Regions from separate parts of the Mus musculus genome. Here region 2 is linked to region 1. A link is a loop called in an ENCODE intact Hi-C map of the cell type or tissue named here. Cell type or tissue: heart. All regions are shown on one strand. Each heading gives the region's core, and the rest is flanking DNA. Links, peaks and the distances in the headings are about the cores only.

Evidence for each region. Hi-C counts contacts between places; a loop is a spot of excess contacts. Peaks named below come from ENCODE experiments on the same cell type or tissue, not always from the same donor. Only the 100,000 strongest peaks of a DNase experiment are listed, where the experiment ranks them.
Region 2: it touches region 1 in a loop (2.3-fold over the local background); 3 of 42 quality-filtered maps call a loop at or near these places.

What each region holds. Positions count from the first base shown.
Region 1 is chr5:116,019,652-116,027,983 of GRCm38, forward strand. It overlaps Prkab1 (protein kinase, AMP-activated, beta 1 non-catalytic subunit), which reads right to left and starts at 4,777. Exons shown (of 7, transcript NM_031869.2): 1 at 4,440-4,777; 2 at 1,832-1,995; 3 at 723-816; 4 at 353-467. The coding sequence starts at 4,598. Gm13842 (predicted gene 13842) reads right to left here. Exons shown (of 2, transcript NR_165276.1): 2 at 6,760-7,464. In heart, for the core only: a CTCF peak has its summit at 4,979 (motif pointing right); DNase peaks (open chromatin) are centred at 2,030 and 4,830; H3K4me3 peaks cover 2,627 bases; H3K27ac peaks cover 4,621 bases.
Region 2 is chr5:116,404,548-116,412,879 of GRCm38, forward strand. It overlaps Hspb8 (heat shock protein 8), which reads right to left. Exons shown (of 3, transcript NM_030704.3): 3 at 3,944-4,943. The coding sequence ends at 4,784. Gm36841 (a long non-coding RNA gene) reads left to right here and starts at 2,133. Exons shown (of 6, transcript XR_878708.2): 1 at 2,133-2,322; 2 at 5,634-5,855; 3 at 6,901-6,986. In heart, for the core only: a CTCF peak has its summit at 4,632; no DNase peak of the experiment used is centred there; H3K4me3 peaks cover 616 bases; H3K27ac peaks cover 1,043 bases.

The DNA of each region.
Region 1 (8,332 bases), core at 261-8,260:
AGGACACGAGCTGGCAGTTTCCCTGGCAGTGGTTCACTACTGACCCAACGTGTCCTCGTGGGTCTCTTCAGGCCTGCCTATGGCATAACATCAAGTGTAGCTCTGTTCTAAAGCCAAGTGGAACTGCAAAATATCCCATAAGGCAAGGGCAGTGACTTATGGTTTCTTTGGGGGTTAAACTCCAACAGCCAGGGCCACTGGAATTAGGAAGGAACTGCTGTGGTCCGGAGAGCTACAACTGTCCACCTGGCTGGGCAGCTTTTGCTCAAGTGTGAGAGGCGAGGGAAACAGAGTATGTCCAGGCCACAGAGCCCCAGCCTGCACACACGTGGGATAAAGTAACTGTTCATACCAGACACATCGGAGCACTTTTGGGAATCCACCATTAAAGCATCAAATACTTCAAAGTCAGTTTTCTTCACTTGAATGATGTTGTTAACTGTGCCAAGCTGGCTGGTTACTATTGGCTGGGAAGAGACAGATAGGCAGAAATCATAACGTGGAAGGTCTGTGGATTCTTCAGAGGACTAGAATTCCTGGCTGGAAGGCCTCACTGCCTGGTTAGCGACTCTTGGTTAATTATACCAATGAGCTGGTAACTGGCGCTATCTAACTCAGAGCCACACGCAGGGAAGAGGGTCCTGATAGCACGCCACAAGGGAGGTGATGGGTGCTGGTTGTGCAGGTAGGTACTAGAGGGCCAAGGGCTGCAGGCAAAGTACCTCAGAAGGATCATGGGTCCACTGTCCATCCACGAAGAACTTGTACTGATGCTCTCCTTCAGGCAGGTCCAGGATGGCTACAAAGTTATTCTGGCTGCAGGAAGAAAGGAAGTAGAATTTCAGCTGGGTGGGCTGCCCTCTGACTCCAGGTATAACCAAGAGTTTGGCTGCAGGATGGCAAACATGGCAACCAATTCAGACAATTAATTCTTGGTCACGGCCACTAATGGAGCAGCAGGAAACTCACTTTGCTCAGACACTAGGAACCTAGAATCCTAACACTGGAAGGTCAACAAATGGCTGTTCATACCTTCCAAGTCTCCACGCAGAATACCACCGGGCGGGCAGGCGGGCTGGGTGCCACGGAGGTAAACATAGGCTGCCGAGCCATCCCTTTTGTCAGTGTGCCATGACAGGGACTGAGCCAGCGTAACAGGGCACATAGACGTTCTCCACACAGACCTGTCTAACTACCCCGCCACTCCTGAGATTGCTGTGGACTTGTAGCAGCCCTGGAAACACAGGGACACTGACAACAGTTGGGCTCAGACCAGCAGGGCACGGGCTCTCCCTCTGTTTACCAGAAGTAGTCACTGGTAAAGGCGCGATGACAGGAGTCCACACTAGGGTTTTTTTGTTTTGCTTTGTTTTTTTTGTTTTTTGTTTTTGTTTTTTTCGAGACAGGGTTTCTCTGTGTAGCCCTGGCTGTCCTGGAACTCACTTTGTAGACCAGGCTGGCCTCGAACTCAGAAATCCGCCTGCCTCTGCCTCCCGAGTGCTGGGATTAAAGGCGTGCGCCACCACTGCCCAGCCACATCAGGGTTTTGATAAATCGTCTCACTGAACCCTTGCTAATGATGTCTTCAGAGCATGGAACTTCCAACCTTCCAAAAAATAACACACAGGACTCAGTTAGAAGGGATCCAGGTCACCTGGTCCAGGAGTCCGATACAGAAGTGACCGTTCCATGCAGTAATGGGCTGGGATCCACACCCCTAAGGGTCCCAGCCCAGCGTTCTCTCCAATGCACCGGGAACAACTTTCTCAGAAGAAATGTATATCTAAATGTCAGAGCATAGCACAGAAATATCGTCCGCCGAGATCCTTACCTTCTCGTGAGGGGAAGCTTGCTCCAGTTGTTGAAGGACCCAGACAAGTAGACTTCCTTTCCACCCCCTGTCCATCGAAACACGGTGGGCCGGGCCTGGGCGGGGGCTTTATCATTCGCTTCCAGGTCGTGCTGCCAGGCCAGGAATTCCTCTTTCTCTGGAGCCTAAGAAGCAGAGGCGTTTACTTGGGGTCAGGCAGCTGGCAGCGAGCTCCCCACCCGAGACTGTTAACCTAAGAGGACAGCAGAGTCTAATCAGGCAGCTCTGCTTGTGTCTGCGGCACATGACTGCGTCTGTTCCCCCACCTGCCAATGGAGATAATAAGGACAACAGCTTCTGTCATATCGTGACGACTGAGACAGTCTGACACATGCAGTGCTTAACCAGCAGCTACTATTACTGCAACCAGACTTCACAAACTCTGGAGGAAGCTGCAAGGCCTACTCGGGAGAAGACAGCCATGAGTCCAGGGTGGGTTCAATATGCTCCACTTCCCTCATTAAGCAAGACTTGAGAGTATGTAAGAATTTACTAGGGATGGTCTCGGAGCTGTTAAAATGGACACAATCAGATGGGAAGGGAAGGGCTGGGGTACAGAGAACTAGATACAAATGGCAAATGGTAATATCCACTGAGGTATATCAGAGGAACTTACTCCAGCTAGAGACAAAGGAACACACCCCACCCTGGGGTGAGACACAGTTAGATAAGCATCATTTCTCTTCTTCAGTCAGAATCGAAGCCAAACACCGGACTTCTAGGGTGGAGAAAGCCCTGAAGGAGCCCTGGAGGCTTCTGTGACTTCCACTCCAGATACTGATCTGCTGTTATCTGAGAGATACCAGCAAGTCCCTGGATCTGAACCGTACAGATTGGATAACTAGCAGGGTTTGCTTGAGAGCTGTGGGGCTCTCACCCTTCCTAACGCTGCGCCCCTTTAATACGGTCCCCTATGTTGTGGTGACCCCCAACCATAAGACGATTTGGTTGCAACTTCGTATCTGTAACTTTGCTACGGTTCCGAATCGTAATAATACAAATATCCGACATGCAGGGTCTGGGGTGCCGACCCCTGTGAAGGGTCTGTTGGCTTCCAAGAGGGTGGCGGCCCACGGGTTGAGAGCCACCGCTTTAGAGGACAAGTAACTGTAGCTCCAGTGCTGAACTGGGGTAACAGGAAGAACCCCTGACTCGATCCATCAGCCACTACAGATGAAAAGAGAAAGGACGTCAGCTAAGTCCTTCCTCCCTGACCCTGAAGAGAACAGCACCACATCGCCCATTTCTTTTTAAAAAGTAAGTTTACTCAGTTCACTGCAAAGAGAGCAGAGGGCACTGCCAATATACACAGGCTACAACACAAATACCTTTTACTTCCTCTTAAATAGCCTTGGGCAAAAATGTCTTCTAGGGGTGGGGACAATCTCAACCGGGAAACACGCTAAAGATCGAGGTACACACCTTTCCCCTAATGCAACAAGCTCAGAAAACAAGCTCCTGCCACAAGACAAGTGTTCTGTGTAGCCCTGGCTGTCCTGGAACTCACTCTGTTGACCAGGTTGGCCTCGAACTCAGACATCTGCCTGCCTCTGCCTCCCAAGTGCTGGGATCAAAGTGCTGTGCCACCACTCCCTGGCAAAAGCAGGCTCTTTTAAAGTCAGACCCAAAATTAAGATCTGGAGAATAGTAATGTGGGTTATGTAGCCCAGTTAGGGGGTGGGGGTGGGGGAGTGAAAGCGGAGTGAGCTGGCCAGGCAATTAGCCTGTTTAAGTAATGGGGATTAGTTGGCAACCCGGCAAGTAACAGAGACCAGGCTGGTGAGCGCCAACGTTCCTGAATGTAGTTTATTCTGAGCAATTAGCTTCTTTCCTCCTAGAATCACCAAATGCCCTTGGACTGGGGCCCTGTAGCCGGAAGCACTGGCCACCTCACTGTGGTTTTAAGAGAATGTGGCTCAGGCAGGAACTTTCAGCTTGGCCTGCAAAAATCTGTTTGCTCTGGTCTGCTTAAAGTCCAAGGCATTATTTCAGTAACGTGGGAGAGAAGTGGGGGTAATTAGCTGCTGGCTGGCGTTCAGAGTGACTCTCGGTCACTGACCTCCTCCAGTGGAATTGCCGGATCTAAAATAAAGTGAGCAGGGTGGACTGAAACTGTCAGAACCAAACACCTCTGGCAGTCAGCTAGTCAACTTCATTTCCAGCTTAACGTATGTGCTCCCGTTTTACCGCCAAAAAGAACACTAGAACTCCCAACCCAACTTTTGCAAAAGCCGGTCGGCCTGAAGTGTCTCCAAGCCGCGCAATCAATTACACCGAAGAGAAAAGTCGACACGGGTGCTCAATTACAGTTTAGCTCGACTCTTAATTAATTAAGGATCTCAAACGCGGTCCCTGAGCTGCTTTCTCCTTAATGATGTTCAACCAAGCCCAGGGTGACTCTCCTCCCATCGGTAATTAGGCACAAGTCCCAGAACGGCAAAGAGGGCTATGACAGAGCCACCTCCCCCGCCCCCCCCCAAGGTGTGACGCTGGGAATGTGGCGGGAACTACAGCAAAGGGGGACCCTCCCCGTGAGTCAAGAGGGCTCCGACGCCCCTCCACTCAGCACCTTGATCTCTTCGGAGTGGAAGATGTCGGCGTCTTCAGGGCTGTCCATGAGGATCTTGGGCCTGTCCCCATCCTTGGCGCCCCCGGAGCTGTCCCTCCGCGGCGTCTTGTGGCCCGCCTGCCGCTCCAGCGCGGCGCGCTCGCTGCTCGTGTTGCCCATGGCTGGGAATCTGCAGGGACACAAGGAAGCCGGAAAGGCCGGGTCGGACCCCCGGGGATCGCGAGTCACGCCCTCTCGGATCGCGCGCTCGCTCGCCCGCCGAGCTCCGCTTTACCTGGCTCGGGCGACCGCGACTGGAACTCCGAACAGAGCCGGAGCGTAACCTGACACTCCTCCCGCAACTCCCCTCCACCCCTTAGCCACTTCCGCTTCCGGCCGGGCCCAGCGAAGGAAGGAAGGAAGGGTGGTCACTGGGGATGGAGCGCTCTCGGAGTTAGGGTGACATCAGTTCCGTTTCCGCCTCTTCCCTGCTGCTCAGCGCGAAGCGGTCGCGGGTGGTTCGGGGCTGCCACCAGATCGAGCTTCGTAGCGGCCAGCGGGAGGCGCGAGCGAGCGAGAATGCCAGAATGCCATGGATGGCGCCGACCACCTCACTCCAAGTTGGTTACTCTCCAGTAACTCGAATTACGAAACGCGAAACCCACGGCGGCTTGGAGCAAGCGCTTGCTCTTGCAGAGTACCCGGGTTCGGGTCCTGGCGCTTCCATGGTGGCTCACAACTGTTTGCAGTTTAAGTTCCAGGGGATCCCGGCGCCCAAGGCGGTGCACACATATACGGGAGGGCAGAGCATTCATACACATAATCGTAAAAACAAAACAAAACAAACAAGAAGAAGAAAAGGGAAAAAAAGAGAAAGCGCCGGGCATTGGTGGCGCACGCCTTTAATCCCAGCACTTGGGAGGCAGAGGCAGAGGATTTCTGAGTTCGAGGCCAGCGTGTTCTACAGAGTGAGTTCCAGGACAGCCAGGGCTATACAGAGAAACCCTGTCTCGAAAAAACCAAAACCAAACAAAAAACAAAACAAAACAAAAGAACCTCACGTTTAAGTCTCTCCCGTAGATGCACTGGCTCTCACAATTGAATGTATTAGGACAACCTAGGGCTCCTTCAAAAGGAAGGCCTCTCCAGAGTGGCCAAATCGTAATTTCTGTCTGTAGACTAAGGATGGAGGATGCTGACCATCTTCCAGGTGTTTGAGAAAACTTAAAGACCTAAGATTTCTGGGAAATTGACGTTCTCAGTTGGGTTCTGTTGTTTGTTTCAAGTTGAGTGCCTATTGATAAGTCTTTTTGCAAGAGCCTTGGGGCTACATTGGCCACATTATGTGTAAAATGTATCAGGGCTTAGTGTTTCAGCAGAGGTACAGACTGCTGTAATAAAACGATCTCAGCTTCACAGTCAGCCTTTAAAGAAACAACAACAACATTGTCTTGTGGGGTTTGTTTGTTTGCTTTGCATTGGATTTTCTAGGTCATGTCTTACATTTACCCATACATATGTTTTGGTTTTTTTGTTATTCTGTTTTTGTGTGTGTTTTTTGAGACATGGTTTCTGTGTGTAACAGCTCTGGCTGTCCTGGAACTTACTTTGTAGACCAAGCTAGCCTTGAATTCATAGAGATCCACCTTCCTCTTCCTCCCACTCAAGTGTTGGGATTAATGGTGTGTACCACCCTGCCCAGTGAACATCTATATTTTAAATTATCTGCAATGTGACACATTTTTGTTAAGGGAACCAGGGACCCCGATGTCTGACATGTGGTCTTCTAGAGGGACTTTAACAGTATCTATCTACAAGGAAACTTAAAAATTTATGGACAATTTCTAGTGGATTTCAATAAAAATTCACACATGAAAATGATATACGAGCATGCTTTCCTGAAGCATTGATTCTAACCACTATACTAATGCTAAGACGCATGTTTTAAAATATTTTATCGCCAGCATTGTGTGAGTGAGCATGAAGAGACGTTCTAACATTCCACATTCTAAAGCCAAGCCTCAGCCTGGCTCTGCAGTCAGCCCGACTGAGTTCAGATTCCAAATTTACCATTTAAGAAGTTCCATCATGGGGTCTATTGGGAAATGGCCCCTAAATAGCTATCTTAGAGGCCTGCTTTGTGACTCACTTTATAACAGTGCGAGAGTAGTGTGGTTACCGCTTGACTCTAGAATGCAACTCAATGGGTGTGGCTTTTTTTTTTTTTTTAATCAGCACCGTCCTTTTTGAAGATGGAAAGTTCTGGAAGGATGCATAGCAAACCCCATAGATTGTGAGAACGAAAAAGGAATAAACAGAAGAGAGAGTTTTGCTTCTTAGCTTGTGTGTTTATATACTTCTCTTTATTTATTTGCCAGTGAGGCTGTGAGCAAAAATAAGAGATGCTCCAAGTGTAAAGGAATCTTTACAGAGGAGGGGTGGACCACAGGAAGGTAAAGGCGCAGTTCGGAAGGAATTCTCTCTGAGCTAGGAGAAGGGCTGAGTGAGGGCCAAGGAGAATTTTCTGGAACCAACGACCAACAAGGTTGAGTTTACTCCATGAAATCTGAACCCGTTGAACGTTCCGGGATGAGCATGGTCCCCACGTTCTCCCGCAGGCAATGAGGAGGGCGCAACCAGAAGGCCTTTATCTGAGCTCTGCACATGCTTTGATGTGCCCGGACAGCCTCCAGACTTCTGCTCTTACTCAGATAACAGTGAAAGCACCATCCGGTGATACCCAGACACCCACGTGCATAGCCGGAAGATCTTGTGTTTTCCAGCCAACAAGACAGCCCAGTTCCCGGGATTGCACAAGTGAGCTCTGCTTGCGGGGATGCCCGCTACAGAAGGCAAGTGAGCACTGAGATCTTGGCTGAACCCTCTTCTCAAGACTGTGCTGTCTGGTTTGTATACCTCATGGGCTGACTCTAGCCTCTTTCCAACAGGAACAATCAACACAGAATCAAAGGTGCTGGCTGGAGAGATGGCTCAGTGGTATAGATGCTTGTATCCTGATGACCCGAGTTCAATCCCCAGACACAAACTGAGAGAAAGAGAGAACAATGTAACAATTGATAAATAATATCTTTTCTCCCTTTTCTCCTAGAATTAGAAGTAGCTCATCACCTGCCAAAAAACAATGCTACCCATAAATAAATTTCAGGGAATCACTCTAAATTCTTTTTTTTTTTTTTTTTTTTTTTTTTTTTTGTCGAGACAGGGTTTTTCTGTTTAGCCCTGGCTGTCCTGGAGCTCACTTTGTAGACCAGACTGGCCTTGAACTCAGAAATCCACCTGCCTCTGCCTCCTGAGTGCTGGGATTAAAGGCGTGTGCCACCACGCCCGGCTAAATTATTTTTTTTAATTTATTTTATTTATGAGTACACCATTGCTGCTTTCAGACACACCAGAAGAGGGCATCAGATCCCATGACAGATGGTTGTGAGCCACCATGTGGTTGCTGGGAATTGAACTCAGGACCTCTAGAAGAGCAGTCAGTGTTCTTAACCACAGAGCCATCTCTCCAGCCCCAAGTCAGTGCTCTTAACTGCTGAACCATCTCTCCAGCACCTCACTCTGTATTTTTAAAGAGACATTTTAATCATCAGAATATTGTGAAGATTGTAGAGAGAACCTCGTATAAGCAATATCTGTCAATAAAAAAAACAAAACAAAACAAAACCTATGGCCAATGAGCTGAGGCAGGAAATAGGAGATGGGACCCTGGCTGAAAGAGAGGATTCTGGGAAATAAGTAGAGGCACTATGGATTCTCCTGGGAACACAGAGAAGGTCAGAAGCATGTGAGCTAAGCAGAGGTAACCAGCCACATAGGGGATCTCAGGTAGAATAAAGCTCTGCCAGCACTGTCTGGTACAAAGCAGAATGAGGCAGTGTGTTGGAGTTTGCAGC
Region 2 (8,332 bases), core at 215-8,214, 380 kb after region 1:
CATCCATCCATCTATAAATCTATCTATCTATCTATCTATCTATCTATCTATCATCTATCTACCCATCCTTTTATCCATTCCACTCTTTTATATTCATTTCTCCATCTATCTCTCTTTTAACACCCACCAATTTTCTCCTTCTTTATCCCACCCACCCATCCATCATCCATCCATCCACCCACCCATACATCTATTCATCCATCCATCATCCATCCATCCACCCATCCATCCGTCCATCCATTCATCCTCTTAATCTATCCCACCTTCCACCCATCTACCCCTTCCTCCATTCCCCATCCTTCCCATCCATCTGTCCAGTAAGTATTTATTGTCTCCAACATACCAAACATTGTACCTAACATTTTGGACAACACAGAAAAGCAAAAATGTACCATTTGGGACTGGATTTTATTTTATATATAAAGATGCTGAGGGCCTGGATGATTTAATACACATGTGGTTTTGCCACCAATGCAGCACGATTGTGGGGCTTGCTTTGTAGGGAGTAACATAGTGATGGGCTTACTTGGCTAAGCCTGTTGTGAGGCCCCAAGTCTCTGCAGGACTTGAGCAAGCAGTGCAGATCCACCGCTAGATACTGCGGGAGGTCTTAGGCGGTTGCAGGGAAGAGACAGAGAGGCAAAGAGCTGGAGGCAGAGTGTTCACAGCCAACAGAATAGCAAGTACCAAGGTCCTGGGGTGAGAATGAGCTCATTGTGTGTGTGAGGGGAGAGAGGAAGTGACATCAGAGGGCACAGACATGGGAGAGGAAGTGATATCAGAGAGGACTCAGGAGAGGAAGTGACATCAGAGGGGACTTGGGAGAGAAAGTGACATCAGAAGGGACTCAGGAGAAGAAGTGACATCAGAGGGGACTTGGGAGAGGAAGGAGGCAATGACAAGGGTCAGGGCACACAGGATTTTGAAGGCAGTAGATTGGATTTTGGATTTTGTTTGTTCAGTCTGTTGGTCTGCGTATTTAGCAAGCATGAACCACTTGTACACAGCAGGCAGTGGGTTAAAAGTTAGATTCAGTATCGAGGCATCAAGACACGGGTCTGTCTGTCTGTCTGTCTGTCTGTCCATCCTGAGACCTCAGACTAGTAGGTGGGATAGCAGAAATCTGGGAAATCCAAACTCTCCCAAGATATTTGAACATGAGTGGTGTAGACTTCCTGTCAAGTGCCCTCCATAGAATCGTCTTCTGACTCAGGAAGTCCTTTCTCATGGCCCTTCACACTCACAGTCCCTTCTTGAAAGGAATTCTCCTATTTCCTTTGTTCTGGGTTACCCTCAAACCCTATCCCAACCTTGCCCAAAGCTTAGCCATGTGAAGCACCTGTGCATTCAAAAATCCTCCCCACAGGTGGGACTGACATGTGAGTTTTATATCACAACGCAAAGAATTTTACATACAATATCAAGTACTATATTTTTAGTTTCCAGGTGTAGCCTGTGCCCAGGTATGCCCTGTGTTCAGGTGTGACTGTGCCCAGGTGTGCCATATGTCCAAGTGTGCCTGTGCCCAGGTGTGCCCTGTGTTCAGGTGTGCCTGTGTCCAGGTGTGCCCTGTGTTCAGGTGTGCCTGTGTCCAGGTGTGCCTGTGCCCAGGTGTGCCTGTGCCCAGGTGTGCCTGTGCCCAGGTATGCCCTATGCCCAGGTGTGCCTGTGCCCAGGTGTGCCCTGTGCTAGGTGTTCTCTGTACCTAGCATTCCTCCCTGGTCACCTTACATTAATGTCCAGCTATTCATCATCTTCACTTACTATGGTGCTCCCTCCAGTCCTCCTGGAAGATCACTGTGGCCTTTTGTGCACTGGGCCTCATGGGGATCAACCTCCATTCCAGCAGGTTGACACTGAGTTGTTGGACCTGGAAATACCACCTTTGCTTTGCTTTTCTCCTTGTCTTAAGACAGTTTAAACACTTAATTATTAAGTAGTATTAATACCTAGTTGTGTTTGGGGGCACATTAGATGTTTAGAGAATATTTGCTGAGCAAATATCAAACGAGCAGTAACTCCTCTCTAATTGGGACTATTTCCCACTCTCTTCCTTGAAACTGGGCCGGCTAGGATCATTTGGGTTTTGCTTGATGTCATCATTATTTGTTTTGCCTTGTGAGCACCCACCCTGGCAGAATGGGTTGTACTATGTTGGGATTGGAGGAAGTGACTAAGGCTCTGGATGGCATATGAGAGGCTCAGCTGAGATCCTAGAGAATTAATTGGACAACAGGGTAGGAAAGTCATTCTTGGATGACACAGAGCTGTAACCAACATCCTGATGGCTTTAAGGGCCAGTCTGTGAAGAATGGAGAGGAGGTAGGTGAAGCAGGAGAATGGAGATTTGTGACGTGGGGGAGAAAGGTGTGTGTGTGTGTGTGTGTGTGTGTGTGTGAGAGAGAGAGAGAGAGAGAGAGAGAGAGAGAGAGAAGAGAAAGACAGAGATGGATAGATAGATGATATATTAGATAATAGATAGATACATAGATACATATATAGATAGATGATAGACAATAGGTAGATGATAGATACATAGATAATACGTGGATGGATAAATAGATGATAGATGATTGATAGATAGATAATAGATGATAGATAGATAATAGATGATAGATAGATAGATAGACAATAGGTAAATGATAGATGATAGATACATAGATGATAGATAATAGATAGACACATACATATATAGATAGATAGATGATAGTTAGATGATAGATGATAGATACATAGGTAAATGAGAAAGAGAGAGAGAGAGGGAGGGAGGGAGGCAGGGAGGGAGGGAGGGAGGAAGGGAGGGGGAGAGAGCGGCATCTGGCAGGCTTGTGAGTCTTCTGGAGTTGGTCCTATAAACAATGGACTTTCAGAACAGGAACAGCACGTCTTTCTCCTCGGCTGGTGTGTTTTCTTGTGCTTCAGGCACCTCACACACCCCACATAGCCCCACCTCCACCCCCCCACTGTTTGTTCAGCTCTTAGAATTGTGCCTGATTCCTCAACCCTGACTTGCCTGACTCTTGTCTAGTCAAAGCCTGATTTGAAATCTCTCCTCTCCTTTCCCAGCATGGGACTGACTTTGACAATGAAAACTCAGCTTTTGCTTTGCTGGGAGAATGGAGAGGGGCTGAGTGAACACCCTAGGCTGCCTGGAAGCATGGCTTACCTACCCGGTGTGTGATTTGGATGGTGCATTTCATCTTTCTGGGCCTCAGTTTCCCCATCTGTAGAGGGGGAGCTAAGACTTGGCCCTAGCTCCTAGGAGCCTCGTGTGATTGGATATATAAAATCAGTTAGCTGGAGCGTCTTAACAACTAGTAAGGATTCAGGGTCACTGTCCCAGCTTGATTTCTGCTGCTGCAATACAACACTAGCCAAAGCCTAATTGGGGGAGGAGGAGATACCTGGCTGGTACCCTTCCACTGTGAGCCAGAGAAAATCTTTCCTTCCTTAAGTTGCTTTTGTCAAGATATTTTTTCACGGCAACCAGAAAAGTAGCTATGACATCATCCTGTTCTCTCGGGCTGCCAGGAATTGGACTCTGAACAGACACGTGCCCTGTTTTAGTCCAAGGACATCAAAGAAGACGTTTACTGGACTTCTGGGAAATGAGAAAGCACACAAAGAAATCTTTCACCTTTTACCCCCGGACTTCTCCTCCCTACATTGTCATGGGAGGATGAGATTCTTGCATCAGTATTTCAACCACGAGGACAGACTATGACTGTGTAGAGTCACCACAAAAGGCATAGACCAAATACTGGAGTCAGAGCTGCAAAAAACAACTCTGCAGGCACATTTAAATGTCTGGTGGAGTTGGCTGAAAGCATTTATACCGCCTAGCCCACTACTCACGCAGGTTTCATTACTTGAAGTCGTAGCATCTTGATGGTGTATACCTTAGTGGTAGAACATTTAGTTTCTCGCTAAATGAAGCACAACATGCTAAGAACATCAGCTCCTTTATTATCATCATTATTATTCACCGTTATTTTCCCTCTAAACAACAGCACAATTCACACAACAAAGACACACACATCCTCCCCACCCCTCAAACACACACACAATGCCACTAGCCTGCGTGCAGGCTGTCTGGCCTTTGCTTGGTTCCTTGCGGAGCTGCTCCAAGACAGCTCTCTGTAAAAATGTGACTTGGACACAGGGGACACAATAAAGGGGGACCTTAGCCAGAGAATTAACTGAGGGGCTCCCAGAGTTCTTGGTGGTGATGGTTTGAGAGCCATGGGGTCATGCTGCAAAAAAAAGGCACTGTGTTGTGTGGTGAAGGATAAATCCCATATGGGGATATAAGACCTGCCCATAACCTCTTCTAGACAAAGAGTTTAGAAACACACTGAGGTGAGCCAATGAGTCCCATCAACCAAGCCACGTAGAAGGAGGGTCCAGAGCAGGGATCTGGGTGATGGGAAGGTCCCCAGAGAAAAGCAACTCTTGCATTAACTGCAAGGTAAAAATTTAACATGAAATCTTCAGTCCCCATTTGCTTGTTTTGCAACTGTAGACTGCGAGACGTCTTCACCCAGATAAGATGAAGAAAAACCTCCCAATCCTTTGACCTAACGCAACCAAGCAAGGCTGACCCATTGCGTCACCCTGTGGAGAAATCTATTACTACATCATCCAGGGACGGTCGTTCGGTTCTCCCTCCCATCCCCCAACATCTGAGTTGCCTTAAATCTGAGTGCTGCTAAAGTAGTGTACCCTCAAATCAGAGAGTCCCTGGGGCTGGGGATGGGAGCGAAGAAGGACCAAGGCTGACGTCTTAGGAACAGGTGACTTCCTGGTTGTCTTGAGGAAGCTCGTTGTTGAAGCTGCTCTCTCCAAAGGGTGAGTACGGAGGGACCTGGGGAGCCTCGATGATGAGCAGGCCCTCTGGAGAAAGCGAGGCAAATACAGTGGCTGGATCCACTTCTGCAGGGAGCCTGGGAGAGCAAAACAGAAGGTCTTACCACTGATTGTTTTTCATATAGCTAAAGCTACCGTGTTCATTGAAAAGAAAATGTTCCTTTGAATGCAAGCATGTGTATGGTACAAGTGTATGTGTGTGTATGTGTGTGTGTGTCTGTATGTGTGTGCATGTGTATGCTTGTATGTGTGTGCATGTGTGTGTACATGTGTGTGCCTATGTGTGTATGTGTGTATTTGTGTGTGTATCTGTGTGTATCTGTGTGTGTATGTGTGTATGCTTGTATGTGTATGTGTGTGCATGTGTGTATTTGTGTTTCCTATTTCCTATTATCAGAAGCCCAAAGCCCTCCCAAAGCCACCTTGCCAGACCGGAACTTTGAAGATCAACAAAGGTGCTTCTGTAGGACTTGGATAACCGCCAAGCCAAGCTTTGAAAGCAAGAAGACAATGCCTGGCTGGGGGCCTCCCTCCTACAGCCCCTCCCCTCCCACTGTGAGGGGGATGTATTTTAACTGTTCGTGTGCTAGCCCGGTATAAGTATAGCTTGCCTCACACCCCCCCACACTCCCCACCCCCCCACCCCCCACCCCCCCACACACCCCCACCCCCACCCCCGGCCAGCAGAGCTGAATTTACGTTCTGGTTCTCCAACCAGCAGAAGGGAACTGATGGTCTGACCTCCTCCCAAACCTACTTCCTTGTAGGGAAAAGAATGCCAGATTCGTATCCTGGAGTCACACTGAGTGGTGCGAGGATGCCTTGCCCTGTCACTGGCCCCGCAAGCTGGCATCCTGACAGTTGTAGATATTTGATATGTATCAGAGCCCAAAAGACCTTCCTAGTGACCCAGAAGGATGATCTCGTACATGGAGAAACGGAAGCCTGGAGACAGAGCTAGACTCGTTCCAGTAAACTGGATTCCCGAGGTAGGGAGAAGTTAAGTTCTCCTTTTGGCTCTCATTTGCATCTGAATGTCGGCCCCCCACCGAGTGCTAAATACCCAAGACGCCTCTGGGGCCCTTCACTAACTGCTTTCTCTTTCCTGGTAAAAGCTGGCTTAAAACTTGGGTCCCAGAGCAACTGGCTTTATCTCATTAGAACTGGCCCAGGGTAGAGTCTTTGAGTTTATTTCCCTCATAGGTGGGTTCTTGAGGGATCACGTCGTCGGTGGTGAGAATTTAATGTTATTAAAAGCCAGCTGACCGTGGAGGGGGGTAAAGCCCTAAGCCGGTGATGGGAGGAATGGAAGTTTACTAAGTCTGAGAACATGGGGACAGTGAAAGCTGTCATCTGAGGTCCCTTGATCCAGCAGGAAGGTAGAGAGAGGGACCTGTGGTCAAATTCCACGGTACCTCATTTCTTTTAGAGACAGTTTTTATCAAAGTGTGTGTGAGTGAGTGAGTGTGTGTGAGAGTGTGTGAGTGTGTGTGTGTGTGTGTTCACGTGGGTATGACCTCATCTACAAGCATGTGGAAGTCAGGAATCAACTTTGGGTGTTGTTCCTCAGGAATTTTCCAGCCTGATGATGATGATGATGACGACGATGATGATGATTTCATCGATTTCATCATCTTTATTGGTGGGATCTATTCTGGAGATCTGGGACGCCCTGACTAGGCTAGGCTGTCCGGCCAGCATATCCCAGGGAACCTCTTGCCTCCGCCTCCCCAGCCTTGGGATTGATGAGCACATGACACCATGCTGGAATTCCTTCATGGGTTCTGGGGCTGGAGAGCAGGTCCTCCTGTGTGTCTAGCACCACATGGACTGAGCTATTATCTCCCCAGCTCCCAACTCCCCAGTTCCCTTTCCTTTCCAACCCCTGGTGTCCCACGCTCTCCCTTGAAGAGCCTGGTTATCTGAGCATCCACACAAACCCTGCAGAGGTGTTCTCCCTGGGTCTTGTCTCCTCAGCCTTCCGTTCCCCAGCTCCACCGACATGCTCAGATCTCTCCTTCTTTTCTCCTCCAGGGTTTTCTAAAGCTCTGCATCTATTTGTTACCAGCGCTGCGACTCTGTCACCCGCCCCTCCCAACTCCAGTTTCCTCACGGACAAGGTGGGTTTAATAACCTCGCCCAATGGGATTCTTTTAGGACTAAGCCTGTAGACCTCATAACATGGCCACAGCAAGCCACAGAGGTCAAGCAGGGGCTGACCAGATACCCGAGGAGCTGTGAGGCAAAGAGAACAAAGTGTGATGCGCTGGGCATCTTCCCCATGACTTCCTGAATCCTGTTTCCTGTTTTGTCCTCCAAGCTGGGGGTCGAAAAGGGCCTGCCTCCGACCTGCTAGGTACCTCCAAACTGTCTCTCCTACCCAACACAGATAGGCCTCTGGGACAGGGTGTACTTCCAAGCCCAAGGCCTGTACTTAGGTGAAATCCCACTCTGCATAACTGGGATCCTCAAAGAACCCTGGGCTTGTCTAATGAAATATTTCTGTCCTCTAAAGACAACCAAGTTCCATGTGTACAAGCATGTGGAGGTCGGGGGTCAACTTTGGGCATTTTTCCAGCATTATTGTCATGATGATGATGTCACAATAATTTCATCATCACCACCACCACCACCATCATCACCATCATCATTGGTGGGCTCTATTATAGGGATCTGGCCCAGGGTTATCCCAGTCTCCAGTTGGACGCCTTGATATCTCCCATTTGTCAAAGCCACTCTTGTGTAACTCCACCTTGTGGGGGGGGGGTCAGTTAATAATATTAATCCCCCCTTCCACCAAACAGTTTACTGTGTAGTCCTCCAACTCTCTAACATGGCCACACGTGGGAGAGGATGCAAGCTCAGGGCGGCTACCCGAGTTGCTCTAAGTCACCCACTAATTGTATCTTTTTTGCTTGTTTCTTTGTGTTTTTGTTTGTTTGTTTTGTTTTTTGAGACAGAGTTTCTCTGGAACTCACTCTGTAGACCAGGCTGGCCTCGAACTCAGAAATCCACCTGCCTCTGCCACCCAAGTGCTGGGATCAAAGGTGTGCACCACCACTGCCTGGCTCCATTAATTATATCTTAATATGGAAGCTCTCTACACCCGGGATGGGAATCAAAATACTAACAGAGTTAGGGGGTACGCTGGGCTTGGGCCATTCACAATGGATGGAGCATGCCATGCTGATAGAGGAAGACCCTGGGGACCTCCAGTTGTTGTTGAAGGAGGTTTGGGTGGTCCTAGCAACACAGTGAAGCTCAGCCTTGATCATTGGCGTGTTCGGTCCTTAGAGAAGGAGGTTGCGGAGTGGAATAATTGAACGGGGGCGGGGAGGGGAGGGAGAACCTGATGTAGGCAGCACCATCCCATGGACTGGAGGCGGAGGGCACAGACCCTCGAGCCAGGCGATGTGGGAACAGCTCAGCCACCAGCAGCGGAGTAGCTACACCACCTTCAGCAACC